Linked DNA regions of Homo sapiens: region 1 is linked to region 2. Evidence: read pairs that join two places in POLR2A ChIA-PET (ENCODE). Cell type or tissue: B cell. All regions are shown on one strand.

Evidence for each region. Peaks named below come from ENCODE experiments on the same cell type or tissue, not always from the same donor. Only the 100,000 strongest peaks of a DNase experiment are listed, where the experiment ranks them.
Region 1: POLR2A ChIA-PET joins it to region 2 with 5 read pairs; 1 of 35 experiments calls an interaction of 5 or more read pairs at or near these places.

Annotation. Positions count from the first base shown.
Region 1 is chrY:13,366,723-13,369,222 of GRCh38, reverse strand. All of the region lies in intron 9 of UTY (ubiquitously transcribed tetratricopeptide repeat containing, Y-linked), which reads left to right. Among named protein-coding and RNA genes, the nearest start is that of MIR12120, 110 kb to the left of the region's middle. In B cell, no CTCF peak of the experiment used is centred here; a DNase peak (open chromatin) is centred at 1,192.
Region 2 is chrY:14,343,813-14,346,312 of GRCh38, reverse strand. No RefSeq gene overlaps it. Among named protein-coding and RNA genes, the nearest start is that of NLGN4Y, 180 kb to the left of the region's middle. In B cell, no CTCF peak of the experiment used is centred here; a DNase peak (open chromatin) is centred at 1,232.

The DNA.
Region 1 (2,500 bases), 980 kb after region 2:
TTTGAAGAGATTTGCCTTTTGAGGTTCAATTTTTTTCCCTCTGCTTAGACATTTGTTTTCATTTAGAAGTCTATGGGTTAAGACTAAATGTGACATTTAATTATTACGTATTATTTTGAGGTAAAATTTTAAATAAATAATTTTATTACAGTAGTTCCCTGTTTTACCGGAGTTATATGTTCCATGATACTCTGGAAGCTGCCGATAGTTCCAAACCCTGTATTTTATTATGTTTTTCTAATCTTGTAGCTAAGATGACTACTAAGTGACTACTGTGTGGGTAGCATAGACAGTGTGGATACACTAGAGAGAGTAGGAGTAGCTGTAGTAGTTTGAGTTTTCATCATGCTACCCAGAGTGGCATGCAATTTAAAACTTATATTTTATTTCTGAGATTTTTCCATTAAATATTTTTTGGCACTGGGAGACTGAAACCATAGAAAGCAAAAATGAAGGTAATGGGGGACTACTGTATAAATGTTTTCTAAGTGTATTTTCATTGTTGATAAACATAGTATCAAGCACACTCCTTCTCACCATCTGTATAAAGATAGTCCTTAGTGCTGGCCAGGTCCCAGCACTGTCGGGGTCCAGCATGGTCAGATCACTTACGGTCAGGAGTTTGAGACCAGCCTGACCAACATGGTGAAACCCCCTCTCTACTAAAATACAAAAATTAGCCAGGCGTGGTGGCGTGCATTTGTAATCCCAGCTACATGGGGGGCTGAGGCAGGAGAATCACCTAAACCCAGGAGGCAGAGGCTGCAGTCAGCCGAGATTGCGCCACTGCACTCCAGCCTGGGAAACAGAACGAGACTCTGTCTCAGAACAAACAAACAAAGAAAAAAAACAAGGCCGGGCGCAGTGGCTCACGCCTGTAATCCCAGCACTTTGGGAGCCAAGGCAGGCGGATCACGAGGTCAGGAAATGGAGACTGTCCTGTCTAACACGGCGAAACACCATCTCTAGTAAAAAAAAAAAAAAAAAAAAATAGCCAGGCATTGTGGCGGGCACCTGTAGTCCCAGCTACTCGGGAGGCTGAGGCAGGAGACTGGCGTGAACCTGGGAGGCGGAGCTTGCAGTCAGCCGAAATCGCGCCACCGCACTCCAGCCTGGGCGACAGAGCGAGACTCCGTCTCAAAAAAAAAAAAAAAAAAAAAGATAGTGCTTACTGCAGCTAGTATTGGATTCTGGACTTCCCCTACTGCTTGACGACAGGATGAGGTTTGACTTAAGTAAATTAGATTAAGATTATCACACAGCTGGTAAGTGGATACTAAACTTGCTTTATAGTTGTATTGATACATGATCAATGGAAACATTTCACCTAAAATTTATAGAACATCTTAGTGGGTTTTCTTGTCAAAAATCTGTTACATTCTCATATTGAAGATAAGGTAATCTAGTGTTTGAAAGTAGTATAAAATAATATGTTATCATATAGAATATAGCAAGTCCCCTCCCCAGTAATTAATTTCGTTGCTTATTTATCTTGATTGTATTTGCTATTTGGGTTAATGTTTGTTGGTAGTCCTTCAGTACAGTTATTTTTTGGCTTTGGTCTAAGCAAATAAAATCCTAACTTTTACTCAAGTTGGTGGTAATATAAATTTTTTTTCTGTCACTGTTTTATCCACAATTTCAAAAGCAATTGGGCAGAGTTTTGCTTAGATGCTTTTGGAAAGCTAATTTTATACACTTGAATTAAGTCACAGCTGACAGACTGTTTTTGATTTGACTTGAGCATTTAGCATATATTATCTATTAGATTTCAATTGTTTATGTAGCTGTAGTTCATAATCTATTTATTAAACAAAAATCTGCGGCACACACTGTGTACCACTCTTATGGCTCTTTGAACCTAGTTTTCATTTTGCTTTTTCCATATAGCCTAGAAGTTTTGTTGTGATTGTTTATCTAATGCTGTGACATTAATAATGTTATTATTATAAATAAATAATGTCAGTAATGTATGAGGCCTTTTGTAAGTTGTTTAAAGTGTTACTTTGTATTATTTTGAGATTTTATAAAGGATTATATTTTAGGTAAAAGTCCGAAAGCAGCTATTAAAAAGAATATAAATGGGTGTGGTGGCTCCTGCCTGTAATCCCAGTACATTGTTGAGAGGCGGAGGTGTTCAGATAACTTGAGGCCAGGAGTTTGTGACCAGCCTACCCAACATGGTGAAATGCCGTCACTAATAAAAATGCAAAAATTAGCCAGGCATGGTGTCCCATTCCTGTAATCCCAACTACTTGAGGGGCTGAGACAGAAAAATCTCTTGAACATAGGATGCAGAGATTGTAGTGAACTGAGGTTGTGCCACTCCACTCCATCCTGGGCGATAGAGCGAGACTCCGTCTCAACAACAGCAGCAGAAGGAATGTAAATGAATTATCTTTGATTACATAAGCATTTTTTTATTCTTTGGATGTAAGCATGGGGTTGAAAGTTGTTTTTGAATTTCTCTCACTGCATGGTAACCTTTAAAGGACAGTAA
Region 2 (2,500 bases):
AGGGGATGGGGCTTCCAGGCTATAGGTAAATTTAAGTATTTTCTGGTTGAGAATTCGTTGAGTTTGTCTAAAGACCTGGGATATTCAGGTTAAAATAAATGATTGTGGAGACCAAGGTTCTCTTGAAATCTTATTGTGGCAGCTCTTAGAAAAAATAGATGACAAATATTTTCTGTTCAGATTTCTAAAGCATGCTAGACTTTAAGTTAATCTTTTTAAGATAGGGAACATCTGGAAGATAAAGACCTAGCTATGTTAATAGAGATTCTTTACAGATGCAAATTTTCCCCCACTTAGGACAGATTTGCAGGGTAATTTCAAGAATTGACAAAGAAACATGTTTTGGGGTAAAATATTTTCACTTTCTTCTTTGTCACATAATGTTTTGCCAGAGTCATATTGGAAAGTACATCATGATATGTAGGGTTAAATAAAATGCATTTGATGAGAAGTTACAAGTTTGTAGGGCATGACTACCCAGACCCCTTTGATGAGAATTTGGGAAAGAAAATATTAGAGCTTAGTCCTTATGAGAATGTGCTATTAAATGATTTTTTTTGTTGTGTGAATATTAGTGAGTGTACTTACACAAACCTAGATGATATAGCCTGTTATATACACCTAGGCTATACATCATAGCCTCCCACTCCTGGGCTGCAAACATGAACAGCATGCTACTGCACTTACTACTGTAATCAATTGCAACACGATGGTAAATGTTGTGTATCTGAACATAGCTAGACATAGAAAAGGTACAGTAAAAATATGGCATTGTAATCTTATGAGACCACCAGCATATATGTGATCTGTTATTGACCAAAACATTGTTAGGTGGTACATAATTGTACTCATAATACCTAATACAATGTAAACACTGTGTAGTAGTTAAGTACATAGTTATGTACATAGTTACAAAAAAGGTGTTTATTGTTCATTATAGATGCTCTTGATTTCTCCAAATATCTGGATCCAATATTGGTTGAATCCACAGATGTAGAACATGGGGCTAACTGTATATAAGAGGATGTATGTAGGTTAAATGCAAATACTACTGACGGACTAAGTGGCTAAGTTGGCTGGACTTCCTGGGTCTATAGGGACTTCCCCAAGGGGCTTTTCCCTAAGCCAAAATGACTCATAGCTGCAAGCTAAGGGATTGAAACTTCAACTAATCAAAGGGGACTTTCTCCTAAGCCGAAATGAGTCACAGCTGCAAACTAAGGGATTGAAACATCAACCAATCATATTAGTAATTTAAGCTCTAGCTGCAGCCTGATGTTTTTAATCAATCAGGCCTGCCAACCCACAGATAGAAAATAAGCTAATCCTATAGGACAGAAAAAGGAAAAGGTGGGGAAGTCATAAGGGGATATAAGCATAAGACACCCAAGCCAGAAATGACAACCCTTCTGGGTCCCCTTCCACCGCGTGGAAGTTTTACTTTCACTTTGGCTTTAATAAATCTTGCCAGCACACACTCTTTGGGTTGGTGCCCTTCTCTAATTGAGCTGTAACACTCACCACTGGTCCATGACTACATTCCTTGAAGCCTTTGAGACCAGAAACCCTTCAATTGAGAAAAGACCTTAGATCAGGAGAAGAATTTTCATCTCATTTCTGGTCGCCCATATAGGGATTATCCATAGCAGTGAGTAACATTGGACCCCTTTCGCTTGCTATTCTCTTCTATCTTCTCACCAGAAATTAGAGGAAAACACTGGGCACCTGTCTGCCATTTAAAAGTGACAAGCATGGCCACTGGACTTAAGACACAGGTATGAGGCTTTCTGGGAAAGGACTCTTTCTTTAATTACCCCCATCCCTCTGTGCTTAGAGCATTGATCTGCTGGAACCAGTTCCACTTTTCTCTGCCTTTCCTGGGAAAAGCTGAGGGCTGGCTAGAGGAAGAAAACTGTCATCCCTTACTCCTGGCACTGACCTGGTTTAGATCATGGCACAGTGAGAAGCCTCTACTCTGCAGCTGCCCATATGTGCATTCTCTGTCTTTTCTGACCCATGCCTCCTGGGTCCTAATGTCCTCAGAGAAGACTTTCTTGAGGCCCTATCCTCTAGGATCTTTCCTACCCCTGAGTCTAAGAATCTTTTGGCTAGGAACCTAAGTTGAGTGGGGTGGCAATCCAAAGACCCTTGCTCATGGTGCCCCCAGCCTTATTCTTATGCAAATGGATATCACTATACTTATACAGGACCTGTCCCTCATAACCTATACCCTAGGCACTGTCTGGGACCTCAAAGGGCATGCCAGTGGCTGATAGAAGGTCTATGACATTTTTCCTTTTTTTGCCCTAAACTTACCTCAGATTGTAGAGTCTACTTTAATTACCAGCTTTCCTGTCTGGGATCAGTGATTAGAATTGTAGAACTTCTCCACCTCCATACTCAGGTCTCCCCAAATCTCTCTCTCCCGCTAGTAAGGTCTCTCCCTTTGGCCCAAAAGCAACCAGACAAAGAGATAGTCAAGGAACCGTAAGGTGCCAAT